2 separate regions of the Homo sapiens genome follow, and region 2 is linked to region 1. A link is a loop called in an ENCODE intact Hi-C map of the cell type or tissue named here. Cell type or tissue: body of pancreas. All regions are shown on one strand. Each heading gives the region's core, and the rest is flanking DNA. Links, peaks and the distances in the headings are about the cores only. Region 1 overlaps LOC105371750 (a long non-coding RNA gene). Region 2 holds the start of LOC105371753 (a long non-coding RNA gene).

Region 1 (12,174 bases), core at 2,689-10,688:
TGACTCTCAGCCCTGTTTCCTTTCCATTGCACTCCTTCCTTTTTTATGGTAGAATGGACAAGGTCAGATCAGAACCAGTGACTATGAAACATCAGAATCCTGGCTCTGCAGCTCCCTGTCTCAGACCCAGGCAGACCCAAGATAGCATTTTTTTCCCCTGAACTTAGGTAAGAGGGATTCTTTGGTCACTCAGCTCTGTCTGAGATGTCAACATGTGGTTTTCTGACCCCAAGAACCTTCCAGACCACCTCTCTGGCCCCTAATCCCCTAGGCCTTGGCTGACCTATGGTCTCACATAGTGAAACTTTTTAAGAGCATGGGCTCTGGAGCCAAGCTACGTGGATTTAAAGCTTAGACCTGCCACTTATTACCAGTATAACTTTGGGGAAGTTAGTTAACACCTATGCGCTTCAGTTTTCCTATTTGTAAAAGGGAGATAATAACAGCACTCACCTCATAAGACTGATGTGAGGATGAAATGAGTTAATACATGTAAAAGTACATAGAACAGTGTCTAACATGTAGTAATTGCCATGTAAGTGATAACTATTGTTGATTTAACGTTTTAAACGTGCCTCCCTATCGAAGATTGAAATGCATTAAGTTTTTCATATATTTATATTTGCCTTCCACCTCCAAAACCCTTAAGGATAGATTCTAGGGCCCACACTTCAGAGATTTTGGCTCTCTCAGATCCTGAATGGCTTCAGGTTCTAGTCAGGATCCAGGTAAGTTCTTCAGACATTGCCTTCCACAAAGTGGAGGAGAAAAACCCTTCCAAAGCTTGGATAGGGAGAGAGTAAGGAGGACAGGAACACGGCTATGTAGAAGCTCAGCTCCAGGCAGAGTGCTAAGATGAAGGTTCTACCTGTCCTCTGGGCATGTTTGAAATGCTTAAAGATACCTAAGTGGGTGGTAATGGCTGCTAGACCCAAAAAAGCCCACTGGCAAGTGAAATTAAACAGAAAGGAGTCCTGCTTCTGGTTTCCTTGTGGGAATAGTGGTGGCCCATGAGTGTCCATTCACCTTTTTACATACTCCACAGCCTGATTTCATTGAGACACAATCTGATTTCCAAACTGAGCTTCCTGTTTGCTTAGCCACTGACTGGGATGCAGTGGGACAGGCCCCCAAACCATCCAAGGCATGGGCCGCAGTCCACAGTACTCTTCCCTGTTTCTGGCAAGCACCTGTCCATATGTCATGAGGAGAATGAGACAGGAGTATGGACTTCAAGGAGGCACCATCTTCTCACACTAGTTTCTGAATTTTTAGATGCTTTTAGTATAGAACTTTTAGTATAGGACTGTGCAAGAGTAGCCTTCCTAACATCATTGCCAATGACTACCCTTCCCAAGCCTTCTATCCTGGAACACAGCCCTACCGTCCCCAATTCATGTTGCTCCTTTTGACACTCCTGTCTTGGCTCATCCTGCTTTCTTCATCCGAATTGCCTTTCTCCATTATTCCATGTCCAACTTCTGCCCATCCTTCAAAACCCAGGTTAAAAGCCATCATCTCTAGCAAGTGTCCTCTGATTCACCCAATGGAATGGTCTCTCTCTGTCTTGAGCACTTTACAGTTTTCATATTTCCCTCCCTCATTGACCTGATCACAAACAGCCTTGCACCACCATTACCTGGACTCCCCATGGCTCAACCACTAGACTCTAAGCTTCGGAAGGGTATGGGCCCTTGTGTAACCAATCTGCATGTGCCCCACACTCTACAGTCTAACACCAGGCTTGTGCAGAGTTGGCGTGTATTGTTGAACAGATGGTAGAGGGTTGAGTGAATGAGTGAGTATCCTCACCTACCCTGAAGATCAAACCTCATTAAGTAAGAAGGTTAAGAGTTAGTCTTCTCTAGACCTAGTCAGAAAGACTTAAAAGGGGTAGAAGACATCCCCCTAGAGGAGTCAGTGGCAGAACCTCTCAGCTCCAACCCCAGACCATCTGCTTGGAGGAGCAGGGAGAGAAGGAGAACTGTGATTGATTCCTCCTTTCTGTTCCACCAGATACCCCTCTACACACTCACACACAGCGTCACACACACAGACCTCACTGCCTACTCTCCTCCCTTCCTCCTCCTTCAACTGCATTTAATATAAATGCCCATTAAAAAAAATTCTCCCCTCCCTGTGACTGCATGGGCCAGACCCTCCCACCCCCAGGTCCCTGACGCTCTTAGATTTTCCTGCTGCCACGTTCCACCCTGAGCCATGTCTTCTAGTATTTTGCTTTCAAATTGTGTCTCCTGCCATTTGTGCCACATTTAAAATGCTAACAGTACAGAATGTCATTTACAGAACCGGGGCGTTTGCTCCGGAAAATTAATTTGACTTATTCCTTCTGCCTGTTCCTATCTCCAGGCCAATATTATGCTACTCATTCTACAAGAGTAATACTTAATGAATAGGACTATTAATAATGTCAAGGTCCGCAGGGGCCTGGCGGCTAACGGATAGGCGTAGACGGAAGGAACCCATCACCTGACTCCTGGTTTAATGTCCCATGAAAATATCAGGCACTGCAGTGTAATTATGGAGCAGGGAGAAGCGAGTGGATGACGACCCAGAGTTTCTTAAATATTTTTCAAATTAGTTGATGCTTTTCCTTTTGGGGGAGGAGGATGTTTATCCCCCCACTCTCACTCCATTTTAGTTCTGGTCTGGAAGAGGAGGTGGACCTATTTTCATTAAACACACTCATGCATGCACGCGCATGCACACACACACACACACACACAGTGAGAGAGAGAGAGAGAACAATATATAACTCAGAGATGGTAATAGCTACTCTCACCCCAACATGTTGAGATACTGTGTTGGGTATGAGAAGGGGGAAGTAGACAGCATAGGTTTACATTTAGCAAAAGAGAAAAACACAAAGAAGGAAAAGAAAAAGTGGAATTTAAAAATCTGATTTACAGAGTATCCCAGTAATCCTCCTTTCTTCCATGCACTTCTTCCTTTCCCAGTGCACATAGAATTACCAAGGTAACAGGGCTTCTGGAGAAAACAAGAGGTCCTTCATTATCTGCAGCCCCAGCCCTCATCATCCCCTTCCCACAGTCCTGAATACCCAAGGAGAGGAAGAGTGGCCCTTGCTGTACAGCTTCTTCATTGCTTGAAGCGTGATTCCTTTCAAGCCCTGAGATTATGGCCCTGGGTTGGCCCACATGGCTGCTTTTATAGGAATGGAGCAGCAGGGTTGGGCAGGAACCATGGGAGAGGGAAGAGGGGAGGGATGGGGGAGGCCAGGACTGGGGGCAAAGGAGTTGGAGTGGGAGTCCTGTATGTCAGTCTCATCTCATGTGCAGAAAGTGGATAAGGATATCTGCCTTGCAGAATGGTGGTAAAGCCATGAGATAATGGGTGTGAAGGGCTGGGGCTGGGGCTGGCACACAGAGGGGCTGATAATATTAGTCCCTTTTGTCCAGTTCACAGATGGTGCAATCAGGCTCCACCATAGCAGGAACCAGGCATCTCTTTCTGGTGCAGAGTTGAACAAAGGATACTTGCCTCTCGCCCTGGGTGATGTGTGGGAGCTTCCAGTGTAGTGGGGGAACCTCTGCTCTTGAGGGGCCCTCAGACTCCCATGAAGGAGTCATGTTCCTACCTGAGGTTCCCAGTCTTATGGAAGAGACTCAGTTTCTGATCTGAGAGGGGCTTCTGGTCTGGTGCTGGAACCCCTGTCCTTGGAGGGTTCCCATTCTTATGGAGTAACCACAGTGCCTTCCACCAGGGAGGTCTGCAGTCTTATGAGAGTTCCAACCCCCTGGTCTGAGAAGCATTTTAGTTTTATGGGAGAAATCCAGCTTCCAATCAGGGTGGGGGCCTTCTGATCTGGTTGGGGAAACTGGGCCCTTACCCTGCAGAAACTCCAGTCTGATAGAGGAGACACAGCCTCTGTGTTCTGGAAGGCCTCCCAGTTCGATGGTAGAGAAAAATTCTTGCTCTGTGGGAGCCTAAATATGGAGAGGGATGTATAACACTTGGCATAGTAAAATCCCAGTCTAATGGGGGAGACAGAGTCTGTCTTTCAAGAGATTTCAGTCTGTTGAGAGAACAGGGTGGCCTAAAGAAGGCCCATCTGATGGAAGAAAACAGAGCCTGCCCGTCAGGGAGCTCCCAGACCACTGGGGAAGAGAGACCCCTTGGCCTCAGGGGATGCCAGTGTGATCGGGGAGGGCTTCTTTGCAGTGGCAGATACCCTGGTCTTATGGTCTTATTGGGAAGACATGGTACCCAAGGTGGGGCAGCTTCCACCCTTTACAGGGATGGCAGGGCGAGTAAAGGCAAGCAGACTGCAGAAACCCCGAAAGAGGGGAGGCACAAACCGTTCAGCTCAGCTGGGTAGAAATCGGCTCAAGCCCATCAGAGTGACAGATACCCGGGGAGGCTGGGCGTGCCAAGCTGGACCGGTCCGGCCAGGCTGGAAGCCCAGCTGCCTGCTTTTTCTCAGTGCCTGGAGACCACCCGCCTTTTCAGCACCACGGTCAGCGGCCTTTTCGCAGGCGCGCGCCCCAGCCCCGCCCCGGGTTGGGCTGGCATCCAGCCTCCGGGCCCTTCTGCGTGTCCCTCGGCCCACCGGCATCCCGGGCTGGAGGTGTGGGTGGGGCAGGCGACCGGGGTATGAGAGGCGGTGGGGTGCCTCCTCCGCGCGTCTCTGCGAGTATCTGTCTCCCCCATGCGTCCGCTGCTCCTCATAGAGGCGTCGGGAGAGTGTGTTCGCGACTTTCTCGCACAGCGGCTGCGCCCGCGCCTGACCCTGCCAAGAGAGGGGACACTTCCTCCACCTCATCCCCTACTCCAGGGTCAGGAAGGGGGTCAAGGCTTCCTCTTGGGGTCAGGTCAGCGAGAGCAGGTCAGATGTCTCTGAAGGCATGGGGAGGGGGGGGTGTGTGTGCCTGTGCACGCGCCGCGGGTGCGTTTGGGGATGTCGCAGGGAAGAGATCATCTTACTACCATGTCTTCTTGGGGCACTGCAGTACAGAATGATCAGGAGAGGAAATCTTCCTTCTGGCTCTGGATACCCTGCTCACCGCCTGGGTGAGTCAGGCCTGGGTCTGTAGCTGATCTTGCGTTCCCTTCCCCAATCCTGAACTGTTTGTGTGACAGTCTGTGCAGGGACATCTGGCTTCTGCAGGGAACCCTGAGGGGCCCATCCCATGCCAGCTGAGGTGGGGAGATCAGCGGCCCTACAGACATTCTGCCCAGCCCTTCCTCCTTTCTCTCCATCACCTGGTTTGGGCCTCTTAACACCTGAACCCTAACAGATCCAGGTGGTCCAACCAGACCCTGCTCATTCCACTCTTTGTACCCCCATCTCCCAGAAGCAAGGTAGAGGGGTGGAATGGCCTAGACACAGAGAGACATCCCATCTCTACCCCCACCTCCATCCTCATAAAAGGCAAATATGGAATCAGCAAAAAGAAAAAAAGGCCAAATAAAAAGTCATAAAGTCATCCAATTAATAATTATTCTGAGGGACTCATCAGAATTCACAGCTGGGCCAAGAAAATGGTGGAAGGAGGGGGTCAGAGAGGACAAACGTGGGGGACGCCTTCTTTTCCCTCACCCTCAGGTGAGAGTGAAGGCGCCTCCTGCCAAGTTCTCGTTTTCTCATTCGCTTCTTTTTTTTTTTTTTATGGGGCATCCTGAGTGTAAAAAATATGACTTGCCTTTATGGTGCTCCAACAGGAATGAAGCTATAAAATTATGAACAGTTTTTATGGCGGCTATTCGGGGGATGCTTTTATATTGATGGTATACAGCCTGAATCTGTCTTTTTTGCATCCCACCCCCCTTCCCTGGGCAGGGAGGGGAAGTCTGTGTAACTATTTTTCATGCATTTAATATATTAATTATCTGGTAAATGCTCCCCAGGCTGTGCTCGGGACATTGGAGAGTGACAGGTTCTCAGCGAGCCTCCGAAGGCAGCGCATCAGCCTGCAGTGTATTATGTCGGCGAGGTCAGGGTGGGGTTAATGTAACTTTTTATTTGCTGATTTTTCATAGGCGGGAGCAAAGCCGGGATGGAGGGAGGGAGAGAGAAGGAGGGAGAGAGATAGGAGTGGGGGGAGGAGAAGGTGCCACAAGAGCAGAGATAATGGTGAGGCAGATCTCTCCACCCCCAATTCACCTCTGTCAATGCCAGGAGGTTTGATTAAGTAGGAAAGGAGCAGTGGCCTCTCCTACTGGCTCTGGCACCCAAAGCCACACACTCCTGGTGACACTCTTGGGCATGAGACTTTCCCTTGCTGCATATTGCGCCCTTGAATGCAGGCACAGTGTCACCTTCCAACTCCTTCTCACTTGCTGAAACTGAAACCCCGGCTCTCGGGTCTGGAAGAAAAACTATAAGATTACCGCGGGAGTGTCTGACCAGCTTCCCTTTGTATACTCCCAGATAGGTGCTTACACACAGCCACGTGGACTTGTGCACACACAAGCTGGCTTTGTCACTCGAGTTCACATTGTCCCTCCTGCACGACATGTCAGATTCTGGTTCCTCGCCCATTCACAAAGCGCAGCTTCTGGCGATTAAACAAGGGAAGCGATGAACAGGTCTCACTGGCCACAGTTTCTCTTCTCTGTCAATGATACCAAGAGCACTCATGCCTAGAGCCGAGACCCTGTCCACCTTGCAAGAAAGGAAATCTGTCAGCCAACCCATCTCTGTCTGGAAAGCCTGGGGAGGGGGCTGTTCAGAGGTCCTGATGCCCAGGTCACCACTGGGCCTACGTGTGTGCTCCAAGTCTTGAGAGAATAAAGGCTACTTCTTAGATCAGACTGGGACCTCTCTGTTCCTGGCCTCTTGCCCCCGCCCTGCCATCTGCCGGCCCCAAGAGGGCAGCACAGGTGGGTCTTTTCTGCTTTGACTGGTTAGTGATCGTGAATACTTGAGTCCTGGCTCCCTAACGCTTTGAAGCCTTTATTTTGGTTTTTGTATAGAGTTTTTTTTCTTTACTGTAAAAATGTTTAATCATTCAGAAAAGTAGAGATATTGTTAGCATTATTATTTTAGGATTGGGGTAGACACTTTTGTGTGTTTAGCCAGGAAAATGGCAGCTCCTGCTGAACCAGGAGCACAGACCCCTGGGTTCAGGGCCTCAGCTCTGCCTAGACGTACTGTGTGATGCCTCTTTGTTCTTCACCAAAGAAGACAAAGTAGGGGCAGGATACTCCTGAGGTGCTGCAGACCCACCTACCTTTGCTCACTGAGGACTCAGGAGTGTGCGCCCACGTGCACATGTCCTATCCCCCTCCAACGAGAGAAGTTAGGAGCTTGAGTTCTAGAAACAGGGTCTTTGCTTTGCCACTTCCTGCTCTGTGACCTTGAGAGAGTTCCTTTCCTGCGTTCAGATTCAGTTTCCCCATCTGTAAATTGGGGCTTATTATATTAGGGCTGCAACCTTATAGGAATGTTGTAAAGAATAAAGAAGTGGAGCCGTGTAAGATGCTTAGCTCAGTGCCTGGTACAAACACTATTGCTGTTGCTATTGTGATTATTACTATTATTATTTTGATTCTACCCAGGCCTACCCGCCCTTTTTTTTTTTTTTTTTTGACTTGGAGTCTTGCTCTGTCACCCAGGCTGGAGTGCAATGGCGTGATCTCAGCTCACTGCAACCTCCGCCTTCCAGGTCCAAGCAATTCTCCCACCTCAGCCTCCCAAGTAGCTGGGATTACAGGCACCCGCCACCACGCCTGGCTAATTTTTGTATTTTTAGTGGGGACAGGGTTTCACCATGTTGGCTAGGCCAGTCCCAAACTCTTGACCTCAGGTGATCCACCTGCCTCGGCTTCCCAAAGTGCTGGGATTACGGGCGTGAGCCACCACACCCGGCCACCAGCCCATGCAGCCCAACCCCTGTGGAGTTACCACTCTTCTACAAATTTGCAAAGTCTGCATTCCAAGTGGCTATTTCCTCTTAGGCGTTTGGCCTGAGTTGTGGCATACCATGCGATAGGTGTGCAGTGATGTGTAATTGTGGTCCAAACAGCAGAGCTTAGTAGGCAAATGCCATTGCCATCTCTATTAAGTCAGCAAGGGGGTATCATTAAGGATGCAACATTGTTGGGCACCTATAGAGGGCTGGAGGTGTCAGGTACATTACCTCATTTGTCTTTCTTAATGGCCTTATGAGGTAGATAATATTATTAAACCATCTCACTGGTGAGGATCTTGAGGATCAGGGAGATTCAGTCAATGATATGCCAGCCTGAGGTCACCAGGTGGTAAGAACCAGGGCTGGGATTTAAGGCCACTGACTGCACAGCTCATGGGCTTCCTGTTTCTTCAGGCTGCCTCTGGCTCCATTTTTTAAATGATACCAACTAAAGCAGTGAGAGCAACCTTGTGAAAATCTAAGTGCCTACTATCTGTCAGACACTGGTGAGGGGCTCATGGGGGCTCACAACAATGAGGTGTTTTTGCTGGTCTGGAGGAGTCTGGAGGCCACTTGGAGGAGATAAGACATTTAGTAATAGTAGTAGTAGTAGCGCCACTACTCATAATATAAATAACATCAGCCACAATAGTTAATGCTTACTCTGTGTCAGGCACTTTTCCAAGAACATTATTCCACAACCCCATAAGACAGGTATTGTTATTACCCACTGGTCTGTAAATGAAATTCTGAGGTCCAGAGAATTTAAGGTGCGCAGAACTTGCACAACTTGCTAGTGGAAGATTCTGTGTCGGGACCAAGACTGACTCCAGAGGTGACACCCTCAAACTTGTCATCTGCTGTGTGCCAGTTACCCACTTTTCACAATTCTTTTTCAAGTTTGGGATTCTCATGCTCACTTAGGTGTATATAAATGTGTTGGCCCTTTTGTAATTTTTATTTTTGCAGAAGTATTTAATGAGAGCATTTTAAGTGCTGTGTTACTAACCATAATGACAATAACTACTAAATGTCTTGGTAGTGAGGTTTGAGGGCCTACTATGTGCCAGGCATTGTGTTAAATGCTTTGTTTGCATTACCTCATCTTTTTTTTTTTTTCTATCGCCTAGGCTGAAATGCAGTGGCACAATCTCAGCTCACTGCAACCTCTGCCCTCCGGGCTCCAGTGACTCTCTTGCCTCAGCCTCCCTAGTAGCTGGGATTACAGGTGTGCATCACCACGCTCAGCTAATTTTCATATTTTTAGTAGAGACGGGGTTTCACTATGTTGGCCAGGCTGGTCTTGAACTCCTGACCTCAAGTGATCCTCCTGCCTTGGCCTCCCAAAGTGCCAGGATTACACGTGTGAGCCACTGCACACAGCCTCTCATCTCATTTTCTCAATGTCCTTTTGAGGCGGGTAATATTATTGTCACCTCTGTTTTCCAGATGAGGAAACTGAGATTTTCAGTTGCGAAGTCACGTAATAAATGGTGAGGCCAGGAAAATGGTTTAAGTCCAGGCAATCCGTCTCCAGGTTTAGAGCTCTTAACCCAAAGCTCTTCATGAGAGAGAAGCTTATGGAATCCAAGGGAGAATTTCCCTATACTGCACCCCAGTCACACTCTCCTCCTCCCCCTCAAAGAGCTTTGAGGTAGAATTTTCCGAGAACCTTTATATATGTATGACAATGTATAGAGAGATTTTTCCTCATAAATGTGATCATTCTGTTGTATTGTTCTGCAGATTTCCCTCCTTTCATATTGATATATGTAGACCTAGTTCATTCTTTTAACTTCTACCTAATATTCCAGAGAATGGGCTTACCATAATTCACCCATTGACGGACATGTGGATTATTTCTGATTTTTTGATATTGAATGCAATGAGCAATGCTTCCTTGGGTATTCTAATACCGGCTTTTCAGGCACATGTGCTCAGCAGCTAGAAGTGGAATTACTGAATGGAACAGAATGTGCCTTTAATATTTTTCTAGTTGTTGCCAAACTGTCCTTCAAAAAGGCTGCATGCTCCCCCCAAGGCATATGGGAGGACCCCCATTTCCTGATCTGTTTACCATTAATGGCTATTATGCATATTTTTTTCCATTTTTGCTAAACTCATATATGAAAAAAAAGTCTTCATTGTTTTAATTTCCCTGGTTACTACTGAGACTGGGGACCTTTATATTTATTTGCCTTTTTTTCTGTCTTCTTTACTCTTTTTATAACCCATTGATGCATATGCTTTGCCCATTTCTTGATTGGGTTGAGGGTTTAAGGTTCTTATAATATTAATTTCCTGATGATTAAAGTAATACATGTTAAACGAAGAACATCAGAAGACACAAAAAATAATAAAGAAAATGGATATCACACATAATCTCACCATCCAGAAATAACACTTGGCATCATATTGGTGCATTTTTGCCACTCTTTTTCTCTGTGCAAATATATGTACTTTCTTTCTTTCTTTCTTTTTAAACGGACTTTTGCTCTTGTTGCCCAGGCTGGAGTGCAATGGTGCAATCTCGGCTCACTGCAACCTCCGCCTCCTGGGTTCAAGCAATTCTCCTGCCTCAGCCTCCCGAGTAGCTGGGATTACAGGCATGCGCCACCACACCTGGCTAATTTTGTATTTTTATTAGAGACGGGGTTTCTCCATGTTGGTCAGGCTAGTCTCGAACTCCTGCCCTCGGGTGATCCACCTGCCTTGGCCTCCCAAAGTGCTGGGATTACAGGTGTGAGCCACCATGCCCGGCCCAACATATGTACTTTCTACCTCCATTCCTAGCATAGCCTGGTATATATGGCCTTGGACCATTTTCTCCACTTGTCACTATAAAGGGGACATTTTCCTATGTTATTAAATATTTTAAATGCTATTTTTATATTTGCTTAGTATTGATCCAATTGATGTGTTAATATTTAATCATTATTCTAATTGCTAGACATATATAGGCTGTTTCCAGTTTTCCACTATTATATAATAAATAATGCTACAGTGAACATCTTTGTACATAAATCTCTGTCCACATCTCTGATTATTTCCTTAGGATAGATTTCTTCAAGTGGAATTACTAGATCAAAGGGTATACATTTTTAAAGATTTTGATCCATATTGCCAAATTGCTTTCTAGTAGGGATACATTGATTTCCATCCCCATTCACCATGTATGGGACATATATTTAACTGCACACTTTACAATTTAAAAAAAAAAAAACACTTTTCAATTGGAAGGTAAATGTATCTCTTTATTGTCTTAATCTTCATTGTCCCTTGCAGGGAACTTAAACATATTTTCCACTTCTCTTGGCCATTTGTATTCTACGAATTGTCTCTCCATGTTTTCTGCCCACTTTCTACTGGACTTATCCTCATGTTTTAGACAAAAAACCTGAGGTTCAGAGTAGCTGAGTAACCTACCCAGTTACATAGTTGGCAACAGCTACAGCCAGAATCCAAACCTCTCTTACTCCAAATCCTGAGCTCTTGCCCTGTGCTGCTTCTCTATGACTCTAGAGCAAGAATCAGCAAACTACGACTCAGCCTGCTGACTGTTTCGTAAATAAAATGTATTGGATCCTGGCCACGCCCATTTGTTTACTATCATCGATGGCTGTTCTTGCACCATGGCAGAGGTGAGCAGTTGCGACAGAGACAGTATGGCCAATAAAGCCTAAAATATTTACAATTGGTTTTACAGAAATTTTTTTTTTTAAGACACAGTCTGACTGTGTCACCCAGACTGGAGTGCAGAGGCGTGATCTCAGCTCACTGCAACCTCTGCCTCCCAGGCTCAAGCGATCCTCCCGCCTCAGCCTCTCAAGTAGCTGGGACCACAGACATGTACCACCATGCTTGGCTAATTTTTTGTATTTTTTATAGAGACAGGGTTTCACTATGTTGCCTAGGTTGGTCTCAAACTCATGAGCTCAAACAATCTGCCTGCCTTGGCCTCCCAAAGTGGTGGGATTACAGGCGTGAGCCACTGTGCCCAGCCCCAGTTTTACAGAAATGTTTTATGGAAAACATTTGCCGACCTATGCACCCACTGCTCTGGAGTAGCACTAGTATATCATTTCAAATGTCCTAGTAGCCCTCTTTTAAAAAGTAAAAAGAAACAAGTGAAATTAATTGTAAGAATGTATTTTATTTTCTTAATAATATCAAGATGTTAATATATAAGCACATAATTCGTATAAAGATTATTAATGAGATTTTTGCATTTTGGGGAGGGATATTATCTTTGAAATCTGTTTTATATTTTGCACTTAGA
Region 2 (12,174 bases), core at 1,456-9,455, 340 kb after region 1:
TTTTGAGACGGAGTCTTGCCCTGTCGCCCAGGCTGAAGTGCAATGGTGCAATCTCGGCTCACTGCAATGTCCGCCTCCCGGGTTCAAGTGATTCTCCTGCCTCAGCCTCCCAAGTAGATGGGACTACAGGCGTGTCCTATTACACCCGGCTAATTTTGTATTTTTAGTAGAGACGGGGTATTGCCATGTTGGCCAGGCTGGTCGCGAACTCCTGACCTCAGGTGATCCACCCACCTCAGCCTCCCAGAGTGCTGGGATTACAGGTGTGAGCCACCACACCCGGCCGGGAGAGCCATCTTTTAAAAAATATTTCCTATTTAGATATAAAAGTTACTTACTGTTTTTAAGTTCATAACAAATGACACCTTATTGAGGACATATAATATGGTAGGCAGTGGGCTATAATCTAATGTTTATTTTCTCTTATAATAGTAAATTTGAAGAGTATTAATCATGTATTTCTATCATTTGTAGTTGTTTTTATCCTTTGCCCATTTTCTTTTTGAGTTTTGACTTTTCTTTATGAATTTTCTTCCTGTATGAATTCTCTATATTATGGCTATATTTATGGTTATATAACATTTCCTGGTTTTTGTAGATTTCCATATTTTGCTTACCTGTCAATATTAATGATTTTTATTGGTTACATAGAAGTTTTACTTTTTAACCTGATTAAATATATAAGAACCTTTTTGTGGGGGGTGTTTTTCATTGTTTTATGATTAGGCAATCTCTCCTGTATCCCAGAACAATTATTCACCTATATTTTATTTAATTTCATCTGAATTTTTTTTCTTTTAATCTACTTGGGAGCATTATTTTAATATATTATTCAATGATCTTCACTTTTTATTTCTACTGCCTCTTTTTTTGAGTCCAGGTCTTTTTTTTTGTTTTTTTCTTTTTTTAACAAAAGACAAGGTTTTACTCTGTTGCCCAGGCTGGAGTACAGTAGCCCAATTATAGCTCACTGCAGCCTCGAACTCCTGTGCTCTAGTGATTCTCCTGCTGCAGCCTCCCAAGTAGCTGGGACTACAGGCACACACTACCACACCCAGCTTTTTTTTTTTTTTTTTCCTGTAGAGACGGGGTCTTGCTGTGTTGCCCCAGCTGGTCTTGAACTCCTGGACTCAAGCAGTCCTCCCACCTTGGCCTCCCAAAGTGCTAGGATTACAGACATGAGCCACCACTGCACCTGGCCTTTTAATTTTTTCTTTCTTTTTTTTTTTTTTTTCTTTTTGAGACGGAGTCTTGCTCTGTCACCCAGGCTGGAGTGCAGTGGTACCATCTCGGCTCATTGCAAGCTCCTCCTCCCGGGTTCACGCCATTCTTCTGCCTCAGCTTCCCGAGTAGCTGGAACTACAGGCACCCACTACCACGCCTGGCTAATTTTTTGTATTTTTAGTAGAGATGGGGTTTCACTGTGTTAGCCAGGATGGTCTCGATCTCTTGACCTCATGATCTGCCCACCTCGGCCTCCCAAAGTGCTGGGATTACAGGTGTGAGCCACCGCGCCTGGCAAATTTTTTTTTTTTTAATTCCCACATCGACTATTACACTAACGGCATATTAACCAATAGTCTGTATTCTCATCAGTTCTGTTTCATTGCCAGATTCACCTTCCTCCAATATCACATGCTACTCTTTGCCTCTAGCATAAAACCCAGACTCTCAAGCCTGCCAGTCAAGGCCATCGATGACTTGTTGCCTTGCTACTTTTCTCTCCTTATCGCCTATTTCACCCCATGTGCTGTCCAGAGCAGACACCTGCAATCCCTGGGACACACTCCCTATTCTGCATGTCTGTTCATTCTGCTCATAGCCTGCAGCATCTCCCACCCCCGTCTCACTGTTGTTTCCTGTTGAAATATTCAGTCATGAGGTCACCAGCCTTTCTAGGGAGACTTCAGATTCTCCACCCCCACTGAGCTTTCTTCTTTGAACCCATTCTGTTTGTTCCTCCCAAACAGTTAAACTGTTAACTGTATAACAGTTCACAGACACACTTATTGGGGGCTTTTTTCTTGCTAAGTATGTTAACTTAAAAGTCAAAGAAGTATGCCTGTGTGTACTGTAATCTTGTATTTGGTATTATCGAGATTTTATGTTCATATATTTGGAATAATATATTTTAATTTCAATTGTAGTATTTGCAAAACACTTCACTTAAGGTCTTTTTCCAGTTATTGTCGGCCTCCTCTGAGCTCAGCGCTGACTCAGTATTCCTGAGCACCTTATGCCCTCGCTCGTATGCAGTGCCACCCTGGGAAGCCTTCTTTATGGGCCATGGTTTCTTTCTTTTACATAGTGAAAACAGGCCTCTTGTTCACTGGATTCTTGAGAATAAAATGTTCTTTTTAATTTTTTAATTTCTGAGAAGGACTATTTTAAATGTAACCCCTAACAGATAATTATTTAAATAAACAAACTTTGTGTTTTCACATCTGTGTATTACGCCACTGTCCCTCAGCATGCAATACAGACATAGCCATTTCTGTGCAAACCCCAAAAAAAGTTGGGTAGAGGCTTCCTGTCTGAGATGCTTTTAAAGGCCCCCAGCTTGTATGTTTGTTTACAGTTTGCTGTTTACAAGATTATTTTTGCAACTGTCCTATAAGATGAAGATGAGTTTCTTGCCTCTTTTGCTGAAATCTCTCCAAATCATCTCACTTCTTTAATATACTTTCCTCTGCTTCCATGTCACTTTGTATAGATCCATATTATGTATAGCATCTACCACCAGGTTGTTTCCTAATTATTCATAGGTTAGGTCTCCATGCTAAACCATTGCACCGCTTGAGGGCCGGCTCCTTATTTTGTTCTTAGCTCATGGCAATGTTGGAAAAGACCCAGAATGAAAGGTTCTCCTCTGGGACTTCTGATTCCCCACCCTTTGCTTAGAGGGTTTTTGGGGTCATTTTTACTTAGGATTGAACCCTGGGAAAGGCTCTCTCAAGAACACTCTTACATGTCCATCACTTCCAAGACCCTAAACTTTGTATACACTATAGGTTTTCTCCTGCTATATACTATATACTATAGGTTTCTCCTGCTATATACTATATACTATAGGTTTTCTGTGCTATTTAAACCAGGTTTGGTTCTGATGGCCTTCCTATAAATTATTACAGGTCAAGTGTCACCTATCGAATTCTTGCGTCCAGAGGAATTTCGTATTTCAGATTTTCTTGGATTTGGAAATATTTGTATTATCCCCGTTGAGCATGCCTAATCTGAAAATCTGAAATCTGAAGTGCTCCAGTGAGCATTTTCTTACAGCATAGTTCGTGTCGGTGCTCAAAAAGTTTTAGATTTCGGAGCATTTCAGATTTCAGATACTTGAGTTAGAGATACTCACCATGCAGTTACTATGGAGCATGAAGAACCCCAGCAGGGCTCTGTAGTGATTTATAGCTTTCGGTCAGTGTTCTGGACTCTGCTTTCAGGATTTTTCTTTAAGAAGAAAACAGTTCTGGAATGGATTCTGTAAGTGCATTAACAAAGCATAAAGGCCTGGCTGCTTTGTTATTTTTAGTGTTGGTATTAAGTGTCAAGCTAAGAAAGGATATTTAGATCGAGGACCTTACCTCGTTAGACTTGGAGTTCAAGTTGCTGGCAGCACCTGGTCATGGGAAGCTCTCACCAGCCACCCTCAGAAATGAGGTCCTGAATGAGCCATAACCACACCCTATGCTTTACCACTGTCTCCCTGGGGAGCAGAACACTTTATAAACATTAATTCTTTGACCCCCTGGGCACCTCCACTTACGTGGTAAATAAGACTGAAGGCCTTTCTTCTACAATATAGATGAGGAAACATCAGCCCAGAAGGGAAATTACTTGATGAGAGACAGGTGAGCAGCCATGGGCCCCAGGGTGTTTGGAGTCTCAGTAGCTGACCTGCAGCAGCACTCGTGGCTGCCGACACCCAGGAGACACAGTCCTGTTCCGTTCCCCTTTCTGCTTCTCAGAGGGTAGTGGGGGTTGGGCCTTTTGTCTCTTGTATGGAATGTGAAATGCTGCAAAGACGAGCAATTGTTCTTCAATGCTTTGTCCTCCCCTATAAGAAAGAAGAAATCAATACACATTTTCTCATACACACACTTGGCAGCACTCTGCCTTCTCTTCCACAGCTCGGTCCTACAGGGGGAAACACAACTGTACAGCCAGACAGACTCTTCAGGTTCAGGGGAAGAAATGCAAACTGCTCACTTTGCACTTAGCAGTCAGGCTTTTTAGAGCCAATCGTATAACTGGCTGAGGTAATCAAACTGCTGACCTCAGAGACTAGCTGGTGAAACGAGTGGGAGAGATGCCCTGTTGCAGGCCCCCTGTTGCAGGCCTGCTCAGTGCTGCTGGGGAAAGCTCACCTGGCAGGTGTTTAGGACAGATGCTCCTTTTGCTGAATTTCTGATTTGCAGAGGCAGGAAGGAAGTTCTTTGAAGGATACTATTAAAAACCAAAAAATTATGGACAGATTGAGAGCAGCCTTTTTTTTTTAATCAATTAATAGGCATACAGTCTGAACAAGAGCCCCATCTCAGACTGGATTTTATTTTTTCATCAGAAAATGTGGTATCGATATCTGTAATTTTGTCTTACAGCTCACTGCCATTAAACAGTTGTGTGGGATGTGAATAAAAAAGAATTTGCTGCCATTGTTAGGAGAAATGGTAGCTTGGGTGTCAGAAGAGCCTTGCAAGGCAGGAGATGAGTTTAGGGGGAGGGCAGGGGAGCGGGGACTCGGGCTCTGGGGTCCTTCACGCGGAGGAGACCATTAGACCATTAGAGTGTGTGTAGGATCACCAGGGGAGGGTGTCAAAAGAAGAGAGGAAGCCAAGAGCAGAACCTGGGAGAAGGAAGGCAGAGGAGAGCCAGGAGAACACATGCTCCTTGAACGCTCGGGGGGAGACTTCCGGGTAGGGCAGCTGGCCAGCAGCTGGAAGGGCTTGCTCCCCAGGCCCCAGCGGTTCCTCTGTGTCCCCTGACTCGCATTGCAGAGCTGGCACTTTGCATTTGCTCACTTACTAGTTACTTCTTGTGCGTTTTGATTGGTACCCGATTTCTAAGCAAAAGAAATCCTCCAACTTATTACCAGAAGTAATAGCAGAGTGCCTTGCCAAAACTCTATGGGTTGACATTGAATACCCTCACTAATTCCTGCGTGTTGAAGTTAAGCTAGAGCTGAGCGATGCATCCTGTGCTCCCCCAACACACACACACACACACACACACACACACACACACACACGCATGCACACACGCCCTGGGTTGTTGGGCAGCATCCTGATACGGATACAAATGTAACTGGAATGTCAGTCTCACCTTCTGTGCGGCTGGGGGAAGTGATTCACGTCTAAGCAGTGAAGCATCCCCTAGCTTTTAACAGGAGCTGTTAGAGGGGCTGCTGTTTGAACAAGGAGCTTCATCTTCCTGAAGCCAGCAGTCACAAAACCGTAAACACAACACTGGCCAACTCTATTGCGGGGACCGTGGTGGCTTGACGTTAATATTAAACATCTCCAGCAAGGCAGAGAGCTCTGCATCCCAGGTCCGGAATAAAAATAAATAAAAATAAAGAGAAACCCTGCTAAAAGCAGTGTGATGATTTGTCGTCTTTCCTTTGTGAGGCCATTTGTCTTCTCTCACATCAAATCTGTTATAAAACAGTCAAACTGTGAAAGTGGACATCATCCCGGGAATATGGAATATTAATGCGTGGAAGGAGCGGCGCCCCTTTTGTCTGAAGAGTGGCTCCTCCCCCACCCCTCTGCTTTTTTGCAAGTCCGCTAAGGTAAATTATTTTTCTTTAAAATCATGTGGAAGATTTGAAGCTAGTAGTAGGGATGGTGGAAGTTTTGAGTATTTTTCTTCCTTTGTTAAAGTGCAGGGGATTTGTGACTGGCTTGAGTAAGGAGGAAGCACAAGTGAGAAGAAAACCTGTCCACGTGCAGTCCCCTTCTCGCCCCCATCCCTCTCCCCTCTCCTCCCTGTTCCCCAGCCTCTCAGTTCCTTTGTTTGGGGCCTGAACCTGCTTCTTGGAACATTTATAAATCTTGAGTCTGTCTGATCTTTAGGGGACAGGCCAGAGGCCGTGTGTCACCATGTGTAATTTAGAGCTGTAGGGCTAAAAGCTTTTCCAGAGGTTTGAAGGACCTAGTTCTGACCTGACCAAAAGAACGAATTGGAACAGACCTTCTAGAGTCTCCTTCAAGCACTGGGGAGGATGGTGATGAGAGCAGACACACGGGGTAATTTATGGGCTCCGCTGACTGGTGGCTGGGTCCACTTGGAAACGAGTCGTGTACTGCCACCTTGTGGCAGATTCGGGCGGCTGCGGTTTTGTTGTTTTGGAACCTTGTGAAGAGTTTCAGCTAGTGTCGGATTGGACATGATTTGCCTTGTATCTAGATTTAGGTAATTAGTGATAGATAAGGGGTGTCTCTGAGTCATTCTTATTTTGCTAAGTTGATCCTGTTAAGAAATAAGTCTTAGCTGAAAGAAGACTGCTTTCTTTCCCCTTTACCTCCTTTCTTCTGCTTTGTGGTTTTTTTATGGGGGTTTTTGTTGTTGTTCAGTTTTGGTTTGTTTTTTGGTATGGAATTATGATGAGATTTCAGGAGAGAAGCCTGTGATCCTCCTTGGGTTGTTGGGGGATGTTAAGAGGAGAGTGAGGGAGAGTAAGTACCGACTTTTTGGCCGTATTCAGAAATCCTAAGTTTTCTACTATAGTGATTTTTGTGTCATTCTGACTAAATACTAACTCCTTATCAGCACTGTGTCTTTTTACTTGGATTACTTTCCCAGCAATCCAGCCTTCTTGGGGAGCTAAGTTTTTCTTTTCTTTTTTTTTTTTTTTTTTTTTTTTTTAGATGGAGTCTCACTCTTTTGCCCAGGCTGGAGTGCAATGGCACAATCTCGGCTCACTGCAACCTCCGCCTCCCAGGTTCAAGTGATTTTCCCGGCTCAGCCTCCCAAGTACCTGGGATTACAGGCACACACCACCACGCCCAGCTATTTTTTGTATTTTTAGTAGAGACGAGGTTTCTCCATGTTGGCCATGCTGGTCTCAAACCCCTAACCTCAGGTGATCCGCCCACCTTGGCCTCCCAAAGTTCTGGGATTACAGGTGTGAGCCACTGCGCCCAGCCTTGAGGAGCTAAGTTCTAATGCATGTCACCTGTGTCTGAGCCCATTCCCGTGACATACATAGGGCTGCCCCTACCACACAGCCCCAAAGAGCACAGGGCGATTGCCTGCCATTTGGATCAGTATGTTTCTCCTTTTAGGTCATAGAGACACTTCTCAAATATCTTTCTCTCATTTGTAAAGTCACTGATACCGAGTAGGATGAATTTGGGTCGGGGAAAGCAAAGGAATGATGAAAGGAGGGTGCCATTTAGTCCCTCGTGTTGGTTGGGAGCAACTGTAATGCATGCACACAGGTCCTCAGCATGTTGCTCTGTCTCATTCCATTTCTCATGATCATAGATGACGATGCCATTTATGCAATGCGGACTTTGCTTAGTGCTGTAAAAACAGTATGTTTAAGGAAGATATTGTCACCATCTTACTGATGAGGAAGCTAAGATTCAGGGGGCTAAGTAATTTACCTAAGGTCCTAGACCCAGTAAGGACCTGAGCCAGTCAGAACCAACTCTGACAGCACCTTCCAGCCCCTCTGCATTTGTGATACCATGCTCTATGCCATATAAAAGCATTCGCCTTGTTCTATTTAACTATTCAAGATTTCTATTAAGCTGGTTTCTCTAAGTATATAAGAAAAGAAAGCTGCTGTCCAAGCCGGGCGCGGTGGCTCACGCCTGTAATCCCAGCACTTTGGGAGGCCGAGGCGGGCAGATCACGAGGTCAGGAGATCGAGACCATCCTGGCTAACACAGTGAAACCCTGTGTGTACTAAAAATACAAAAAAAAGTTAGCCAGGCGTGGTGGCGGGCACCTGTAGTCCCAGGTACTCGGGAAGCTGAGGCAGGAGAATGGCGTGAACCTGGGAGGCGGAGCTTGCAGCAAGCCGAGATGGCGCCACTGCACTCCAGCCTGGGTGACAGAGCGAGACTCCGTCTCAAAAAAAAAAAAAAAAAGGGAAAGCTGCTGTCCTGTGGTCTGTAGACATTTTTAAGAGGAAAATGGAGGAGTGAGTAGCCTTTGCCCTTTGGCCTACTTTGGTTTCTGGCAATCAGAATGGAGGCACGTGCTTTATTGGAGAAGGATCCCTTTGTTTGGTGCCGTTAGCATGTGCCAAGTGATAATTGGCAAGACATCTTTTTCCGCAGACATTTGGGAGGCCCTGGGCATACTGATAGATAGAACAGAAGAGAGTGGAGGCCTTGGGAAGACAGAGAGAGAAGTATGTGTTCAGAGTGCAGGAGAGATGGAGTCCTGCTCCACCTGCTTTGGGCTCACGAGGGCTGCGGGTTCTGGAGACCTTGCTTTTGGAGCTTTGGCAAATGGAGGGCTCATAGGAGTGCAGTCAGGATGGCAAGCAGACTCGGTCACAGGAGGAATGGAGGCAACTGAGGCCGCTGAACCCGGAAAAGAACAGATTTAGTTAGAAGAAGACATCAAATAGTTGAAGTGCTGCCACAGGGAATAGTAGTCAGCCTTACTTCTCTCTGGCTTTAGAGGGACAAGAGCCCATGGCTGTAAGTCCTAAAATGACAGAATTGGGTTCAGCAGGAGGAAGAATGTTTGTGTGTCTCCCCAAATGGAGTGGTTTGTCTGAGACACACTTACTGCATGTATTCACCTTCCCGATCTAGCTTCTGCTGTGCCTTTCATGTCTTTGTGAACCTCCACAAAATCTAACAAAGTTCAAATAAGCATTCAAATATTTTTAATTAATTGATTATACCTGTAGTATGTTAGGTTTTGAGGCCAGGAATCATATACATCTAGTACATGTTTAAGCTTCCACCACACTAAGCAAATTGTTTTCAAAGACAAACGTGAAAAAAGGCAGCATCAGTACATCACCAATAATTTTAAAAGCACACATCTGTCATTGGTGACCGCGCTGGTCTGTGCAGAGCAGGCGTGTGTGTGAATCTCTGTGCTGACTGACCATATCTGGGCAGACTCTACTTGTAGGGTTTCAGATCGGATCCAGACCCTGCTAGCCGTGAGTGCTGCTATGATTGGAACCCTTTGTCCGACTTGCCTGCCGTGTGCTTTCTTCTTTTCCCTTGATTCTGCAATGTATGTATGGGATTGAGTTAAGGCAGAAGCAAATGCTACAGCACTTTTGTGTGCAGTGTGGGAGAGGTAGAGGATTAGAAAGGAAGGAAGGGCCATGACATTCTGGGATGTGTCTTATGTATTTAGGGAGACCCCCCACTCCTAAGAAGCAACAAATGAACAATTTTTAATTAGTCAAAGGCAAATTATGTGTATCATTTTATGTATTTATTTATTTTTAATAGAGACAGGGTCTCACTGTGTTGCTCAGGCTGGTCTCAAACTCCTGGGCTCAAGTGGTCTTCCCACCTCAACCTCCCAAAGTGCTGGGATTACATGAGCCACCATACCTGGCCTATGAGTCACTTTTCGTCTGGAAAGCAGCAGCATTGTCTCCGCCAGCTCCTTTGGAAGACTGGCACATAATACTTGCTCGGAGACCATGATGCGCTTTGGGAGGCTGCACAGGCTTTTTCGGGGAGCAGTGGAATGGCTGTGTTCTCTCTGCTGTCCACCTGTCTTTGTGGGTAGGTACAGCTCAGGGATGTCTTGGAGGCCTGGGGGTTCCAGGGCCAGTGTAGGAGGAGTGTGGTTTTCTGTAGAGTGGATGGTACAATTCCTTCAGAATCCCCAGTGCTGCAAGCTACTGACCTAGCAAATTGAAAGCCCCACACAGATTATTTGCAGGTTTAATATGCTCCTTTGTACTGTTTGCCCAAGTGACATCGTGAAAGACAGTGATCTGTATTGTGGTGGGGTGAGTGCACATGTGGAACTGAAAGGAACATATTTGGGTCCACACATCGGTGAGGGGCTGCATTCTCATACACATACACCCCCATTTCACTCAGAGCTTTTAAAACCTTACCTGCCACTCAAGTGATTGCAGTTCACAGCTAGCTACAATGTGCATACTTTAAGTCTCTTCAGAAGAATCACATAATAAATAAGCCGAATCCTAAGACAGACAGACAGACAGACAGACACACACACACACACACACACACACACACACGCACATTCTGTCTTTATGGAAAATGGCGGCTAATCCATGATCATTTTTTTTTCTAGAAACAGGTTTTAAGATAATATAGTAAAAATATTAAATTAGAAAATGCCTCACTAAGGGTTATAAAACCTTACTGCACTAGAGATAGGTAATTATCCCCTCTACAGCTTAATGACAGTTTAAAAGAAATAAAAATGTTAGTGCTCATTACTTGCTTTTGTAGTTTGCAATAAAGGGTAAGTTAAATTTTAATTCAAGGAAGAGCCCCTGCTATCGACCTTCTACCTCAGGTCCAAGTCCTGTTAATTACTCCGCAGGCTGCTCCCCTGCATGATACCAGCATGAACGCATTGTCTACAGTGGACACTCCCACTGACCATGAGTGTGTGTGTGCTGGGGGGTGGGGGTATTACAGATCAGTGATTTGCATCTTGATTCTTAATGTGATGGGGAGCAGGAATTATGTGTTTTTTTAAAAAGTTGATTATGCATAGCCTTAAGGGGACCTCAGGTATGAAACTACACACTTACCCTGGAGAATCTGATGGAACAAGGTTAACCTGGAGGATTGATAGTTTAGCTTCTCCACATGGCTAAATCCCAGTTAGGAAGATGCAGCCGGGGGGAAATGTTTATGCAGTGGAAGGCGGTCTGGCCCTCTGTCCAGTGGCACCTTTTTGTAGCCTCGTCTTTACTTGCAGTTTTTCTTGGGATGGGGTAAGGGCTGTGGACATGTTTTGTTTCTTTTCAGATGTCTTTGCCTTTCCCTAAGCACCTAGACACCTGCCTAGGTTTGAGGGAGGAAGAGCTCAGTGCACCCTGTGGCTCAGTCTTCACACTGGGGTATGCAGAGACTTTCCAAGGGGAAGGTAGACACAGATAGTCAAGGAGTCAGTCTTCAGACGTACGCTCTTTCCTAAAGCTGTCTGCCCCAGAGCAGGCCTGTGCTGGAGGGCTAGGTTGTCCTTTTACCCTCGTCCTTCTCTGGCCTTGAAAAGCCTCCCTCGAGCCCCTCCTTAAAGTGACATGGACCTCGGGCTGCCACAGGAAAACCTCCAGGGCCTCAAACCCAAGGACAGCTGGAAATATGGGTACAGAGATTGAGAAAGCAAACGCCTAAGGACTAGAGGACAAGCCCTGTGCAGGCCGGGTGGTTTCTGGGTCTTCACTTCCAGCAGAATCGCTGGAGAACACGAGTTGAATTGAGTTGGCAGTTGGTTGACCGTTAGGACTAATGTTTGGGGACGAGTCACTGTGCGATTTTTTGTGTGTGCTGTATAATTCAGAAAGAGCAAAAAGAATCAAGTGGCATTGCTATGCCAGAACTCTGTCATTCCTATCTGCTTGTTTATATGACAACATTTCTCAGTGCTTATGTCTACAAAAAACAAAAAAATAGGAGTAGAATTGATGCTGAACCCTCCTTCATTCTGGCAATAAATAATATTCCTCCATGGATCCATGAACAAATGGAGGGAAAAGCCTCATCCATATCATTAAGGGATGCATTTCTAATAACATTTTACACATGTATGAATACTAAATTTTCACTAAAATTAGGATATATTATATCATATTATTATATATTGATTATATCCTAATAATAATCCAGAGGAACATTTTTAAACTACTTAGAGCCTTATAATGTCAAACAATTAAAATATTTTCATTTCAATTTTTTGAATTTTAAAAATTTCAAAAGTGCTTTTATTTACAGACTAATGTGGCCAAGAAGTATGATAAGGGTGATTGATAAAAGACATTCAAGCATGAAACCATTATATTAGGACAAAACTCTGTAGGGAAAAGTCAGGTGGAAATAAAATTTAAAAAGAAAAAGGTGCTATAAAATGTCCAAGTTAAAAAGTTTATGTGTGGCCCACGCCTGTAATCCCAGCACTTTGGGAGGCCAAGACGGGCAGATCATGAGGTCAAGAGATGGAGACCATCCTGGCCAACATGGTAAAACC

Evidence for each region. Peaks named below come from ENCODE experiments on the same cell type or tissue, not always from the same donor. Only the 100,000 strongest peaks of a DNase experiment are listed, where the experiment ranks them.
Region 2: a loop joins it to region 1, with 6 times the contacts of the local background. A loop is called at or near these places in 15 of 110 quality-filtered maps.

The regions. Positions count from the first base shown.
Region 1 is chr17:36,699,484-36,711,657 of GRCh38, forward strand. The region is part of intron 2 of LOC105371750 (a long non-coding RNA gene); the gene reads left to right. Among named protein-coding and RNA genes, the nearest start is that of MRM1, 100 kb to the left of the region's middle. In body of pancreas, for the core only: a CTCF peak has its summit at 6,846; DNase peaks (open chromatin) are centred at 4,498 and 6,838; H3K27me3 peaks cover 479 bases.
Region 2 is chr17:37,041,520-37,053,693 of GRCh38, forward strand. All of the region lies in intron 11 of AATF (apoptosis antagonizing transcription factor), which reads left to right. LOC105371753 (a long non-coding RNA gene) reads right to left here and starts at 11,643. Exons shown (of 3, transcript XR_934717.4): 1 at 10,736-11,643; 2 at 4,371-4,449; 3 at 3,698-4,060. RefSeq lists a silencer at 1,599-1,799 and an enhancer at 6,579-7,079. In body of pancreas, for the core only: a CTCF peak has its summit at 6,313 (motif pointing left); a DNase peak (open chromatin) is centred at 6,302.